3 separate regions of the Homo sapiens genome follow, and all the other regions are linked to region 3. A link is an interaction called in ENCODE POLR2A ChIA-PET data of the cell type or tissue named here. Cell type or tissue: Panc1. All regions are shown on one strand. Links, peaks and the distances in the headings refer to the core of each region. The heading gives the core; the rest is flanking DNA.

Region 1 (5,454 bases), core at 243-5,242, 190 kb after region 3:
ATCCCAGCTACTCGGGAGGCTGAGGCAGGAGAATCGCTTGAACCCAGGAGGCGGAGGCTGCGGTGAGCCAAGATCGCGCCATGGTGCTACAGGTTGGGCAACAAGAGCAAAACTCCGTCTCGATAAATAGATAAATAAATAAATTTCTGCTTTCACTTCCTTGCTTTGTTTGTGTGTTTTGTCCAATTCTTCAAAATGCCAGAGAACATGGACAACTACCTTCAAGTGGTAATACCTGACTTTTTACAACAAATTTAATATCAATTTAATCAAATATAATATTTTTAAGCCAAACTATAATAGCAAAAGAAGAAAACCTGGAAAGAATTTTTTTTTTTTTTTTTAAGATAGAGTCTTGCTCTGTCGCCCAGGCTAGGGCAGTGGCACGATCTCAGCTCACTGCAACCTCCACCTCCCAGGTTCAAGGAATTTTCCTGCCTCAACCTCCCAAGGAGCTGGAACTACAGGCTCATACCACCGTGTCCGGATAATTTTTGTATTTTTTCGTAGAGATGGGGTTTTGCTATTTTGACCAGGCTAGTCTTGAACTCCTGACCTCAGGTGATCTGCCCACCTTGGCCTCCCAAAGAGCTGGGATTACAGGCGTGAGCCACTGCACTTGGCCAAACAATATATTTTATAATCTTGAAGTAAAGTAGACCTTTTTAAACAAAATACAAAGCCTGAGCGGTAGAGAGTAAGTCTGATAAATGAAGCTAAATAATAATTTACATTTTTCTATTGTGCAAAAAATTCCATAATTGAAAGACAAAGAATAGAGAAAACCATTTGCAACACATAACATAGATTTTAAAAAAAATTTTTAGAGACAAGAGTCTCACTCTGTCATCCAAGCTGGAGTACGGTGGCATGATCAACTCACTACAGCCTGAACCTTCTGGGCTCAAGCAATCCTCCTGCCTCAGCCTCCCTAGTAGTTGGGATTACAGGCATGTGCCATCATGCCTGGCAAGTTTTTATTTTTTGTAGAGATGGGGTCTCACTGTGTTGCCCAGGATGGTCTCAAATTCCTGACCTCAAGCAGTCTTCCTGCCTCAGCCTCCCAAAGTGCTAGGATCACAGGCATGAGCCAATGTGCCCGGCCATAACATAGATTTAAAAGGCTAGGTTCCTTAACATATAAAGAGTTCCTGTATCTCATTAAGACCAATAACCAACTGTAAAAATAAGCAAAGGACACAAATAGAGAATTCATAGAACAAGACATAAAAATGGCTGACGCCTGTAATCCCAGCACTTTAGGAGGCCGAGGCTGGCGGATCATGAGGTCAGGAGTTCGAGACCAGCCTGACACACATGGTGAAACCTCATCTCGACTAAAAATGGAAAAATTAGCCAGGCGTGGTGGCACGTGCCTGTAATCCCAGCTACTCAGGAGGCTGAGGCAGGAGAATCGCTTGAACCCCAGAGGCAGAGGTTGTGGTGAGCCCAGATGGCGCCACTGCACACCAGCCTGGGTGACAGAGCAAGACTCCGTCTTAAAAAAAAAAAAGAAAAAGGAAAAAGAAAATGGCTGATAAACATGAAAAGATTCTCATTCTACCTCATACAAAAGAAATACTAAATATAATACAATGAGATATCATTATTCAACTATCTGGATCAGAAAAAAATCAAACTATTTTATAACATGCCATGTTTGCAAGGGTTTAGGTATAAGCAGCCATTCTTATTCACAGCTAGTGGGAGTAGAAATTGGTACAGATTCTACAGAAGTCAATTTGGCAGTATCTACTAATGGAATCCACTCAGAACTACTGATGTGCTATGGAGATTATTTTAAGCTGAAAACATCTAACAAACAGCAGCCATAAAGAAAAAATCTTATCTAAGCTTCTTTCCTTGATTTATCCAAAGCTTCCTGAAAATACAACCATCACAAATCCCCTTTCCAGGTGGTTTACAACCAGAAAGGAGATAGCTCATTTGCACCTGGATGAGAAATTACATAAACAAAAGGTTATCAGAATTGTCTGTACCTTCCACTTCTTTGCTTTCACTTGTTTCTCACTAGTTTCTCACCATTTGCTTTCCCTTGAAGTCCGAACTCTCTTCCTTGAAGGTCCTGTCTCTCCTTATTAAGATGATACATAAATCCTTAACTCTAACTGTAGGGAGTGTCACTTTTTCTGTACACTTCCACATACATGAATAAACTTGTCTTTTCTTCTGTCAATCTGTCTTTTTTCAGTTAATCTGTAGGGCTCCAATCATTGAATCTTAAGTTGGCAAAAATTCATCTACAAATAATCTCTTACTCAGTGAGATCACACTTTTAGAATTTTATCCCACACATATACACAAGTATAAAATCACATATGCACAGTTATTTATTGCAGCATTATTTGTATTAAAAAACAATCCAAAACAAACAATTCATCAGTGAGGACTAACTAAATAAATTAGAGTACATCCATACAATTGAATCTATGAAGTTGTTAAACAAAATATTGAGGGAGGCTGGGCGCAGTGGCTCATGCCTGTAATTCCAGCACTTTTGGAGGCCAAGGCAGAAGGATCACTGGAGTCCAAGTGTTCAAGACCACCCTGGGCAACATAGGGAGGCCCCATCTCTGCAAAAAATACAGAAATTAGCCAGGTTTGGTGGCGTGCACCTGTAGTCCAAGCTACTTGGGAGCCTGGGTGCAAGGATCACTTGAGCCTGGGACATCAAGGGTGCAGTGAGCCATGATCATGCCACTGCACTCGCAGTGAGCCATGATCATGCCACTGCACTCCAGCCTGGGCGACAAAGTGAGATCCTGTCTCAAAAAGAAAAAAAAAAAATTGAGGAAAGAAAAAAAAAAAAAGAATGAGGAGACTTTCACTTTTGCTATAACAGAGTAACTAACTGCTCCCGTACTTGTCCTCCGTGAGTAAACACCTAGAAAACTAGAAAAAAAAAAGGTGAAATAATGTTTTTAGACATTGGACAGTAGGCAGCACAAAACAGTGATTCCTGAGAGAGGGGGGAACAAAAGCAAGGGAGCCTTACAATTGCTCCAGTTTTCTTCCCGGAGACACTTTCTGGACAACGAAACAGGAAGGAGAGTTCAAACAGAGCATGGTAGTCTCCCACTGATTTGAGGAGAGAGATTGGAATTCCAAGAGAGTGAGTCAGCAGGAATTTGCAGGGTAAATTACTGGAGAAGAGGCACCTAGGCATAAAAAGCCTTCCAGAAATTCTTCCTAGGAATCTTCCACAGTCTGTTAGTGATTACCAAACTGTGTATGAGTAAGATGAAACTCTAAAATAGGCCAGGCAAAGAACAATTCTGAAAAATCACACAGAGATGGGAAACATTCAAATTCTGACTAAAGCTGAATAATAAAAATAAGATTTTGTTTGTTTTTCAATTTCTTTAAAAGAAAGGCTTTTGGCCGGGCACGGTGACTCACGCCTGTAATCCCAGCCCTTTGGGAGGCTGAGGTGGGCGGATCACAAGGTCAGGAGTTCGAGACCAGCCTGGTGAATGTGGCGAAACCCCGTCTCTACTAAAAATACAAAAAAATTAGCCAGGAGTGGTGGCAGGCACCTGTAGTCCCAGCTACTCAGGAAGCTGAGGCAGGAGAATCACTTGAACCTGGGAGGCAGAGGCTGTGTGAGCCGAGATTGTGCCACTGCACCCCAGTCTGGGCAACAGGGCGAGACTCCGTCTCAAAAACAAAAAAAAAAAGAAAGGCTTTTACATTGTATGTGAAATGGTGTAATATTATCTCTATGTACACGGATATTTTAAAGATGCATTTTTTTTCTTTTTTTTTTTTTTGAGATGGAGTTTCACTCTTGTTGCCCAGGCTGGAGTGCAATGGCTCAATCTCGGCTCACTGCACCTCCGCCTCCCAGGTTCAAGCGATTCTCCTGCCTCAGCCTCCCTAGTAGCTGGGATTACAGGTGTGTGCCACCATGCCCAGCTAATTTTGTATTTTTAGTAGAGATGGGGTTTCACCACGTTGGTCAGGCTGGTCTCAAACTCCTGACCTCAGATGATCCACCCACCTCGGCCTCCCAAAGTGCTGGGATTGCAGGCATGAGCCACCATGCCTGGCCAAAGATGCATGTTATAAACCCTAGAGCAGGGGTCAGCAAATATTTTCTATAAAGGGACAGACAGTAAATATTTTGGGCTTTGCAAACTGCAAGTGGTCTCTGTTGCATATTCATCACATATTTTTCTTCCTCCTTTTGTTTTTGTTTTGTTTTGTTTTTGCAACTCTTAAGAAATGTATAAACATTCTTAGCCCAAGGATTATATAAAAATAGGCCAAATTTAGCCATTGGGACATTGTTACAAACTGAATGTTTGTGTCTCCTCCACCTGGATTGATGTGTTGCAGCCCTAACCCCCAGTGTGATGGTATTAGGAGGTGGGACCTTTGGGAGGTAATTAGCTTTAAATGAGATCTTGAGGGTAGAGCACCCAGGATGGGATTGGTGGCTGTAAAAGAAGAGGAAGATGGAGTGGTGCCTCACACCTGTAATCCCAGCACTTTGGGAGGCTGAGGCAGGCAGATCATGAGGTCAGGAGTTTAAGACCAGCCTGACCAACATGGTGAAACTCCATCTCTGCTAAAAACCCAAAAATTAGCCAGGTGTGGTGGTGCACACCTGTAATCCCAGCTACTCAGGAGGCTGAGGCAAGAGAATCGCTTGAACCCAGCATGCGGAGGTTGCAGTGAGCCGAGATAGCACCACTGCACTCCAGCCTGGGCAACAGAGCAAGAATCTGCCTCAAAATAAATAAATAAATAAATAAATAAATAAATAAATAAATAAGAGAAAGAGACACTAGAGCTTCTCTCTCCGTCGTGTGAGGATACAGCAAGAAGGTGGCTGTCTACAAGGCAGAAAGGGGGCCCTCACCAGGAACTGAATCTGCTGGCGCCTTGATCTTGGATATTAGAGCCTCAAGAACTGTGAAAAATAAAGGTCTGTTGTTTAAGTCACTCACTCTGTGGTATTTTGTTATAGCAACCCAAGCCGACTAAGACAGTCATATTTGCCACCCCCTTCTCTAGATCAACCACCGAAAACACTAAAGAGGTATATCTAATAACCAATAGTGGAAATAAAATAAATACTAAAAAAATTCTAATAATCCAAAAGAATGCAGGAAAAAGGAATAAAAAAGGAATGGCACAAATAGAAAACAGTAACTGAATGGTAGATTTAAACCCAACAATGTTGATAATTACACTAAATGTAAATGCTCTAAAAGCTTCAATTAAAAGGCAGTGATTGTTAGACTGAATTAAAAAAAAGACCCAACTATATGCAGTGCATAGAAAACCTGTTTTAAATATAAAGACATAAATAGGTTGAGAGTAAAAAATATGGAAAAAGATATATCATATAAACGACAATCATAAGAAAACCGGAGTGACTATATTAATATTTGGTAAAGTGGATTTTAGGATAAGTTATACTGCAAG
Region 2 (5,454 bases), core at 243-5,242, 120 kb before region 3:
AGATAGATAGATAGATAGATAGATAGATAGACAGACAAGATAGATAGACTCTGTCTCAGAAGGAAGGGAGGGAGGGAAAGGAGAGAAAGAAAAGAAAAGAGAGAAGAGAAAGAAAAGAAAAGAAGAAAAGAAACAGGGTCTCCCTCTATTGCCCAGGCTGGAGTACATTGGCATGATCATGGCTTACTGCAGCCTTGACCTGGGCTTACTTGATTCTCTTACCTCAGACTCTTGTGTAGGTCAAACTATAGGCATTCACCATCACATCTAAGTTTTTTTTAGGTATTTATTCACTCTGTGGTCCAGGCTGGTCCCAAACTCCTGGGTTCAAGAGATCTACTTGCCTTGGCCTTCCAAAGTGTTGACATTACAGTCATGAGCCACTGCACCCAGATGCATTTCTGTATAGATTTTAAGTGTAGTCCGTTTCTTCCAGAAAGTGTGGTGGGGGGTGAATTGGGATTGTGTTCAATCTGTATATCCATTGAGAATTGACATATTAAAAATATTTAGTATTCCAGATCGTGAACACGGTATATCTGTCTATTTAGGTCTTCTTTTATTTCTGTCAACAATATAACTTTAGTTTATAAATCTTCTGTCAAATTTATCCCTGAGTGTTTTATATTTTTTGATGCTATTGTGAAATGATACCAGTTTAAAATTACAGTTTCCAGTATTACTGGTATATATTGATCTTGATTCCTATAACTTTGCTGAAATCACTTACTAGTTCTAGAATTTTTTTTCTTTTTTGGTAGATTCTTTTGGATTTTTAAGTTGTGGAACTTATCACCTGGGAATAAAAAAGGCAGTTTTACTTCTTTCCAATGCAGATGACTTTTTTGTTTTTTTTTTCTTGCCATATTGGATGGAAGGGAACCTTAAGTATAGGGCGAGAGTGAACATCCTTGTCTTGTTCCTGTTTTTGAGGGAAAGTATACAGTCTTTCATTATTATGTAAATATTAGCTGTAGGTTTTTTGTAGATACCCTTTATTGGTTTGAGGAAATTTTCTTTGGTTTGCTGTTTTTACCAGGAGTAGATGTTGGATTTTGTCAAATGCTTTTTGTGGGTCTGATCGAGATAATCACACAATTTTAATATAGTGAATTACATGACTTGAATTTTCAAATATTAAAGTGGTCTTGTATTTCTGGGTTAAATCACATTTTGGTCATGCAATATTATTTTTTTAACCCTTTTTGCATTTAGAAAAAAAGCTGCAGCTTGCTGCCAGTTCTCATGTAATTTCACATAAACACACTCTTTGAGGCTGAAGCAAATCTGATTTTCAGTGTGAAAATAAAATATAAAAACTGTTCTTGGAGTTATTTCTAAACAGAACTAACATCAGAATCATCTGACTCATCAGAATCATCTGTTTTGGAAAATTCAGATTCATCAAATTAGTCTTCGGCCAACTGAGAACAATGTTAACATCACCTTTAGGAATGTTATGCAGGTGAGTTTATAATTGCAAATTTAATTTTTTAAATAGACATAGCTAATCAGGCTATCAGTTTCTTCAGAAAGCTTCACTGGTTCATGTGTTTGGAGGACTTAAGAAAAATCTCATCTAAGTTGCTGATTTTATTGGCACAAAGCTGTTTATAATATTCCCTCAGTTATGTGTAGAATCTCGGCTGGGTGGGGTGGCTCACGCCTGTAATCCCAGCACTTTGGGAGGCTGAGGTGGGCGGATCACGAGGTCAGGAGTTCGAGACCAGCCTGGCCAGCATGGTGAAACCCCGTCTCTACTAAAAATACAAAAAATTAGCCAGGCAGGGTGGTGCACACCTGTAGTCCCAGGTACTCGGGAGGCTGAGGCAGGAGAATTGCTTGAACCTGGCAGGCAGAGGTTTGCAGTGAGCCGAGATCGCGCCACTGCACTCCAGCCTGGGTGACAGAGCAAGACTCCATCTCAAAAACTAATAATAATATGTGTAGAATCTCTAGTGATACCACTTTTCTCATTTTTTTTCCTGGTATGTCTGTCTTGAGATTAGTAAATTTTAATGACTTTCTCAAGGAACCAACTTTTGGTTTCACTGATTTTTCTCTATTTTTTTTTAACTTTTTAAACTTTTTTTATTTTTAACTTTTTAAAAATTACATTCTTTTTAATGTTTACAGTGGATTTTATTTGCTCTTATTTTTCTGTTTTCTTAAGGTGGAAGCTCAGGTTGTTGATTTGAGATCATTCTTTTAGTGCTATCAATTTCCCACTAAGTACTTCTTTAGGGCATCCCACAAATTTTGCTATGTTGTGTCTTTATTTTCTCTTTGTTCAAAATACGTTCTGATTTCCTTTGTGATTTCTCCTTTGACCCAGGGGTTATTTAGAAGTGTGTTATTTAATTTCTGTACGTAATTTGGGATTGTCCAGAGATCTTTCTGTGGTTAATTTCTAATTTAATGTATTGTGTTCAAATAAAATACTTTGTAAAACTTCAATCCTTTTAAGTTTGTTGAAATGTATTTTATAGCCCAGAATATGGCTCTCTTGATAAATATCCTGCGTAAGAATGCCATTTAAAGGTCAGATTTTGGAAAATTTCAAAAAATTTCTTTCAGTTTTTTGGCCCTCTTTGGAGATTGGAATTATATGTGTACTAGGCTGCTTGAAGTTGTCTCACATATCAGTGATGCTTTTTATGGGTTATTTTTTACTTTTTTCTCTCTGTTTTATTATAGATAGTTCCTTGTTTTGTCTTCAAGGTCATTTTTTTCTTCTGCAGTGTCTATTCTGTCCAATGTGTTTTTAATACCAGATATTGTAGCTTTCCTTTTTTTTTTTTTCTTTTTTCCTTTTAGAGATGGGATCTTGCTTTGTTTCCAGGCTGGTCTTGAACTCCTGGCCTCAGCTTCCATATGTGCTGGGATTATAGGCATGAGCCACCATGCCTGGCCAAATATTGTAACTTTCATCTCTAAAGTTTTATTTTGGTCTTTCTAATATCTTCCATGTCTGTACTATTTGAATGTAAGGAATATAGTTGTAACAATGGTTTTAATGTTCTTGTCCCCTAATTTTAACATCTTTTTCAAGTCTGGGTTAGTATTAATTGATTTTTCTCCTTACAATGAGTCATACTTTCCTGCTTTTTTGCATGCCTTGGAATCTTTGATTAGAAGCCAGACATTAATTTTAACTTGTTTTATGCTGGTTATTTTTATATTCCTACTAATATTCTTGACCTTTGTTCTAGGATAAAATTAAATTACCAAGAAATGGCTTAATCCTTTTGGGCCTTGCGTTTAAGATTTGCTAGGTGGAAACAAGAATGTTTGGGGCTAACTAATCCTACTACACAACCCTTCTTACTGCTCTATGCAACATCATGTAAATTGATGAGATTTTGCAGTCTCACTGGTGGAAATAGACACTATTCCCATCCCTGTGTGAATGCCTGGTACTATTCTCTGTAATCCTTTTGGGTGATTCTTTCCCCAGCCTCACATGTTTTCTTTACACATTTTGAACACTTTGCCGAATATTCAGAAATATTCTCCTTTGGAGATCTGTGGGAGTATTTCTCTGTGTAGCATTCTCTCCTTTATTACTAGATCTTTCAAATTTATTTGTCTTTAGTCTTCCTGGGTTCTCATCCCTTTCTGCTAAACTCCAGGAGTTTGTCAAGAGTCTACCTGGGTTCTTGCTGTCTGTTCTGGGGCCTGGAAAATCTGAAGGCAATAAACTTTGGGCAGTGCTAGAATTCACCTAGATGTCTTTCATGGATTATTGTCCTGTTTCTTAATGTCTCGTGTTTTAAACGCTTTTTCATGTGTTTTGTCTATTTTTTGTTTATTTTTTGATGGTTTCAGGTGGGACGGGAAATCTGATCCCTGTTAATTTATCTGAGTTGGAAGTGGAAGTCTGCTACTCACTCTTGATTTCTGTGTAATAATTTGAGGTTTGACTTAATGCTTTAGAGCACATTAGACTGTTTCACCTATCCCTCTAAAGGTTTATGTATTTATATGTCAAAAAGGTTATAAAAACAAAACAAAAAAAGCATAGTTTTAAAACTGCTTATTGGGAAGATAAGAATTCACTTTACATTTACGATCTCATATTTTGGCATATTCGGTATTTCCTCCATAACGCCTACTAAAATTAAATTATGTAAACAAAGTACCCAGGCCAGGCGTGCTGGCTCATGCCTGTAATCCCAGTGCTTTTGAGAGCCGAGGCAGGAGGATTGCTTGAGCCCAGGAGTTCAAGACTAGCCCTAGCAACATAACAAGACCCCATCTCTACAAAAACAAAGTACCCAGTACATATTTGAGGAGTAGAAAATTAGCATCTACTGAGGTTTATCAAATACCCAGCCTTGGGCCAGATGCTGGAGGGACACAGCCAAATCTGACAGGGACCCGCCCTCAGGAGCCCACATTCTAGTAGGGGAGACAGAGTCACAGCCGTAATGACAGAAACCAGTGCATTAGATAAGCAATACTTTATCTTAAGTCTAATTAATAATTTAATTTTAAAAGTTCCAGGACCCTTCCTACATCCCGAGACATTCTAATTCTCTGCCGTTTGTGTAGCAATTCTTTGAACTGTTGAAAGATCTCCTGACAAATTGTTACTGATATTGTGTTAAGCAATAATCTTAACCTTCCCAGTAAATGAACTGGAATGCCCAATTTTAAGTTTCTCTATTTATGAAGAAACAAAATACAGGGGTCATAGTCAGGATACTGCCTATGGTACATTTTAAAATTTCTGGGTCTACTAGGATATAATCTTTCTTAACCTCTTTTGAGATTTGATGTCAGTTCAAGGGAAGCATTCCATTGATGTCAGGAAGGCAGCTATTTGTTGACTGAAATTCTGGTACTCTGGCATAAGCTCGTTCTAAAAATCCACAAATATGTTGTTAATAGAATGGGACCATACTTTTCACTTGGGGGCCTACCCGCTAGAGGTGAGATGTCATCCTTGAGATGTTTGGAAGACTTTGTGAGATTTTTTTTTCTTTTGCAAACTAGACGTGCGCCAGCTTCTCTGACCTAAATGTAGCTCCAGTGGGAATTTCACTATGGATACTTTATCTTAAGTCTAATTCCCCTGGTAACCCAACATTGCTGGTTTTAGAATTTAATAGTCTTCAGAAATTTTTTAAGATAAATTTGCTATTTTCTTTATTATCTTTTAATTACTTTTATAACATGGGGTTTTTGTTGTGTGTATATACTAGCATTCCTTTGGACACAAAGTAGACTATAAAGAAAATTTCTAAATTCTGAATGCAGTTTCTCATTGATTTTAATTATTGCTATGTTCCTTTTGAAAATTTTTTGGCTGGCTCTGGCAACTTATGCCTGCAGTCCCACCCAGCACATTTTGAGGCCAAGGCAAGTGGTTTGCTTGAGCCCAGCAGTTCAAGACCAGCCTGGGTAACATGGCGAAACCATGTCTCTACAAAAAATACAAAAGATAGGGCT
Region 3 (5,454 bases), core at 240-5,239:
CTGGTCTCAAACTCCTGGGCTCAAGTGATCCTCCTGCCTCGGCCTCCCACAGTGCTGGGATTACAGGCATGAGCCACCACACCTGCCCTCTAATATTCTTTTATTAAAAAGAGAGAAAAATACACAAATAGAAGAGATTGTGACATAGAGGTGAAATTCTCTCAGTTTTGTGTGTGTTTTCCTCTTGAGTTTTTCTCCCATATTTAGGAAAAGATGAATTATAAACTCTTTATGTGCAACTTCTTTAAATATAGCATATATGAGTCTCCACTTCGTATATAGTGTCAAGCTGGTACACAAAACAGATTCTCAGAAAATAAACTAAGAAAATATTCCTCAAGTCTCTATAAATACATATTTTATCACATGTGATTGTACTATATCAATCTCATTTTGAATCTCATTTTGAGAGATGCACTTACACTGTTTGGTATGGCGTTTTGTATTACAGGAATGCTTTTCAGGACTAGCAGTTGCTAAGGGAAGGAAATGCTTAAGCTTGTCTGTAAACATTAACTTCAGCATATACACATTAATAATGGCTTCCCCACCTGTAACCAACCTACTTACCTGGCAGGTTTTATTTCCTAGGCTAAGGATTTTTGAGAACTCTATCATAAAACAGCTGAATTATGACCTCCTTTGGTTTTTACAATATGCAAATACAGCTAAATACTCGTTAATATTCTGCATTTAAATTCTTCTTCTTAATAAAGACATGCACTTTATTCCTGCTCCCACGTATGGTTCCTAAGGTCCCAGAGTTCAGACTTCCTTACAATTTTTAATTCTCTTCTATCTTAAACCTTTTGAGAGCTGAGCAATAAGCTTTTCATTTTCTTCAGAATCAGCTCCAGTCTCAGGATTTTGAGGCCATGTCAGTAGAGTAAGAATGTACCCTCCATGTTTTCTATCAAAAATAAAATATTAACTTGTTTAATAGTTTCAGTTTTGCCAGATGAAAATAATTCTGGTGATGGCTGCAAAACAATTTGAATGTACTTAATACCACTGAACTGTACACTTAAGAATGGTAAAGATGGTAAATATTATGTTTTCTATATTTCACCATGATTTTTTAAAAGTTTAAACAAGGCCGGGCATGGTGGCTCACGCCTGTAATCCCAGCACTTTGGGAGGCCGAGACAGGCGGATCACTAGGTCAAGGAGATCAAGACCATCCTGGCTAACACAGTGAAACCCCGTCTCTACTAAAAATACACAAAAATTAGCCAGGCGTGGTGGTGGGTGCCTGTAGTCCCAGCTACTCAGGAGGCTGGGGCAGGAAAATGGCATGAACCTGGGAGGCAGAGCTTGCAGTGAGCCAAGATCCTGCCACTGCATTCCAGCCTGGGAGACAGAGTGAGACTCTGTCTCAAAAAAAAAAAAAAAAAAAAAAGTTTAAACAAGACAGGAGGATCACCTGAGCCCAGGAGTTCAAGACCAGCCTGGGCAACAAAATGAGATCCCATCTTTACAAAAAAAATTTAAAAATCAGCAGGGTGTGATTGTGTGCTCCTGTGGCCCCAGCTACATGGAAGCATCAGTGAGCCATGTTTTTGCCACTGCACTCCAGCCTGGCTCTGGCTTAAAAAAAAGGCGGGGGGAGTGAGGGGGTAAGAAAAGAGTCAAGAAGACCTGAATCTTTTTTTTTTTTTTTTTTTTTTAATGAAAATGGCATTTGTTCCAGAGGCAAGAGTAGCCTCCAAATTAGTAGAATGCCAGATGGAGATGTGGGGTGGGGTGGGATGGGGAGAAAGGTGTTGAAGCAACTCAATCATGCTACTACTAATAGTTCCTCTTGGGTTGAGACTTAGGATGGTATTAAATTCAATTGTTTTCTTTTCTGTTGTTTTTATACCCGTGTGTGCTCTTGATATTATATTGAGTTGGCGTAGTTGCTTGCAGTCAGTAGATAAGAATAGTAATGGGATAATATGTATGAAAAATATTGACAGCACAATACTTTTCTCTTTCATGGAGTTCAGACATAATTTGGGAGAAATAAAGATAGGTAGTCAATGTCTATCCAGCACATCCTAAAATTTATGTTCATTGTTGTAGAAAAATGTATATAATCTAAGTTCCCATAGTTTCAGGAGAAAACAAATTGTAAATTAAACTTTCTGTATTTTTGCTCCATACCCCAAGATTTTACATATCTACATCTAACTATAGCCTCTTCAAGTACTCCTATTGTTTGAAAACAGAAAACTTTAAAATGGAAAAGTGGGCTCCTCCTTTTGTCCTTTCTTACTTGAATTTTCTATTTTGAAAAGAATAATAGGGGAGAATTTCACAGGGCTCTAATTTATTTGACCCCTCTTTTTCCTGTTTTCCTATTATGACTTTAATAATATACTTTTATTTGAAAATATTTCTAAGAGTCACTTTTTTGGGGAGAAGAATTAGTATGCAGTTTTGTTATAGGCACCTCAGTTAGATCATAGTAATAATGGTGATATAAGAGAAAAACAATTCTGACTCTTATAAAATTATCAGAAGGGAAATTTTCCAGTTTATTAAAACAGAAAGGACAGTTGGTTTGGTTTAGTCATCAAAATAAACTCTGACTAACTAGATTCCCAAGTTCTATATTGTGCTTGAATTTTCCATTGGGAATGAAACATTCCACTGCCCTTTTTACTGTTTAACTTAAGCTGCTGTGAACACTCAGAGAATGGCCCTGTGGCTGAGCTGCTTATTTTTTTTTTTTAATCTATTCATTTTATACTTTCAGACAGATTTTTCCCTGGGGTGAAACAAAGGTTAACTGAAATTTCCTCTGTTGTGTACCTGAACGAATCAGCAGTTCGAGAAGGAAATCCCATTGATGGGCCAAGAGAGTGACAGGCTCTATTTAAAGAATTCCCCCGACTGTGTGGTAGACCAGCCATGCCATGAATTTAACTGTTCCTGTGGTCCCCATACTTGTACCCACCAAAAAAAAAGAGAGAGAGAGAGAAAGCGACTTTGTTCTGCAAACGTTGGCCTAAGCTTTGAAAACCATGAGCCATTGAGTTTTGTGAATTCAAGTTAGACAGTAACAGAGGCCAAGACTCTAAGCGAACAATATCTGAAAAGGAAGTACACAAAAACAGGTAGAAACTGTTTAACTGTTTTATTTCTCTGTGTATATACATATTTATGTGTGTTTATACACACAAAAAAATACCTTTTTTGCATTTTATGTAGCCAGTCCTAATTACATTTGATCAATAGTGTTTGTTAAATTTTTTTAAATATGTAACAAATATGAAGGTTTTTCTTGTTTTTACAGCTTTTTTGCTCCATAAAAGTATCCTGGTTTTTATCAGGACATATTATATGTATTGGAAATGAAAGTCAGCACGGTGTGAGTTTAAATGGTTAAAAAAAAAATGGATTTTTATATTACCTCTGCAGGAGCTTCTGTTAGGACCAGCTCATGTATTTTGTATTTTTTCTGTATAAGGGAAACTGCTTTAAATATGAAAAGATGGTATCTTAAGTTGGATTAAACATCCGTAATTCATGTGTATTTAACCTCAGGACTTGTGAGCCTTGTTGAAAAATCCAGCTTTAAACCTTCCCTGTAGGCCTCAATAGTGCATACTGCATTGGGATTATAAATAGTCAGTCTGTTTCTGGAGTGTAGGTTAGTATGTATTCCCAGGAGGCATGAACTATTTACATTTCTAACAAATGTTTCACATATGTTGCTGATTCATATTTCTATGTACAAATTTAGGCTTTAATTTTTTTAATTTCCTTTTTTATTAGAAGTTTTGTTATAAAAAGTTTCTTAAGTGTTTCATTCTTTCTAGCATGGGTGGCTTAAGGAGATTGGAGGGGAGCGTTTCATTTATTTATATAGAGATTTTGATGTTTTGAAAGACAATAGAATTAATAGAGAAAATTGTCCAGATATCCAGCGCTTGGATTTTTGTTTGAGAAGTTTGAGGAAGCAGATGCCATTTGAGTTGGTTTCTATGGAAAAATTTATCTTAGAGATGATGTAGGGCTATATTTATGTTCACAAATGAGAAATTGAAGCTGAGAGAAAGAGAAAATGTTTAATACATAATTACTCAATATGTCTTGGAAGAACCTAGGTTTTTATTCATACCTGGTGTTTCTTTATAAACTGCCTCTCTTTTATCTTGAGATGGTATTTTCGAAATTATTTCTCTTTCTCATTTTCTTCTACCATTTCCTGACATTTTCTTGTCTTTTGTTCTATTCTTCTTCGTCTCTTATTTTTCTATATTGGTTGTACTGTAAATAGGTTGCTAGCAACACACCTTAGGAGCAGGCTTTTGGGGAATGGGTCTAAGTATTCCATTTGGCCTATAATAGGCTATATTGTTGTTTTGGAATATAATTTTGAAAAAATCAAATTTATATTTATCCTGCTAGTTGATCAAGCTATAAATCAATCAATACTTACTAGTTGCTGCTTATATAAATAGAAGAGTTAACCAGTGACTCAGACAGATGACAATTGACTATTAAAGATTTTTTTAAATTGGCATATGTTTAGGAAAATCACTTGTTTCTTCAAAATTTATTCATTAAGCAGTATTTTTTGAGCACTTACTATGTGACAAACACCACACAGGTGATAGAGATACAACAGAGAGGAAGATGGAACTGGTTCCTGTCTCCTTACATCCTGGTGTAATTATATAATAAAAGTTAACCACAAGTAGAAACTTGGGGCATTATTTTTGTAAAATCTCAGTCAAGTTTCTCTCTACATAGAAGACTAGTATAACTTCAGATACCATCATTCATATCCATATCAGAATATAGTCCTATGTTAAAAGTAGAAAGATGCAATTTTAAACATGTTTTCCCATTAGTAATTGTCATGTGGTACATGATGAAATGAAATTGTTGAAATGAGTACCAGTAATTTTATTATTAGAGAAAGTCAGAACACTATTAATAAAATAATTTAGGGAGATTATATAGCATATTGGTTAAGAGCATGGTTTGGATGTAAACATGGGTTTGAGCCCTCTAGTCTGCCACTGAGAAGATTTTTGGTATTAAATCAATTATTATTCATATTTTTATGAATTCATAAACCTCACCTGTTCTCATCTGTGAAATAAAATTGTAATACCTACCTTTATAAGATTGTTATGAGAGTTAAATTAGAAATACAGGCTGGGCATAGTGGCTTATGCCTATAATTCCAGCACTTTGGGAGGCCAGGGTGGATCACTTGAAATCAGGAGCTTGAGACCAGCCTGGGCAACATGGTGGAACCCCATCTCTACTAAAAACACAAAAATTAGCTAGGTGTGCTTGAATTCTCAGCTACTCGGGAGGCCAAGGCACAAGAATTTGCTTGAGTCCGGGAGTCTGAGGCTGCAGTGAGCCAAGATCACACCACTACACTCCAGCCTAGGCAAATGAGTGAGACCCTGTCTCAAAAAAAAAGAAAGAAGGAAAGAAAAGAAAAAT

The links. ChIA-PET counts read pairs that join two places held together with the same protein. Peaks named below come from ENCODE experiments on the same cell type or tissue, not always from the same donor. Only the 100,000 strongest peaks of a DNase experiment are listed, where the experiment ranks them.
Region 1: POLR2A ChIA-PET joins it to region 3 with 13 read pairs; 1 of 35 experiments calls an interaction of 5 or more read pairs at or near these places.
Region 2: POLR2A ChIA-PET joins it to region 3 with 6 read pairs; 4 of 35 experiments call an interaction of 5 or more read pairs at or near these places.

What each region holds. Positions count from the first base shown.
Region 1 is chr9:37,469,407-37,474,860 of GRCh38, forward strand. No RefSeq gene overlaps it. Among named protein-coding and RNA genes, the nearest start is that of ZBTB5, 6.7 kb to the left of the region's middle. RefSeq lists an enhancer at 1-350. In Panc1, for the core only: no CTCF peak of the experiment used is centred there; a DNase peak (open chromatin) is centred at 3,135; H3K4me3 peaks cover 1,360 bases; H3K27ac peaks cover 4,911 bases.
Region 2 is chr9:37,164,471-37,169,924 of GRCh38, forward strand. All of the region lies in intron 2 of ZCCHC7 (zinc finger CCHC-type containing 7), which reads left to right. LOC105376033 (a long non-coding RNA gene) reads left to right here. Exons shown (of 2, transcript XR_001746665.2): 1 at 1-1,465. Among named protein-coding and RNA genes, the nearest start is that of ZCCHC7, 47 kb to the left of the region's middle. In Panc1, for the core only: no CTCF peak of the experiment used is centred there; no DNase peak of the experiment used is centred there.
Region 3 is chr9:37,281,228-37,286,681 of GRCh38, forward strand. All of the region lies in intron 2 of ZCCHC7 (zinc finger CCHC-type containing 7), which reads left to right. Among named protein-coding and RNA genes, the nearest start is that of LINC01627, 110 kb to the right of the region's middle. In Panc1, for the core only: no CTCF peak of the experiment used is centred there; a DNase peak (open chromatin) is centred at 2,677; H3K27ac peaks cover 1,784 bases.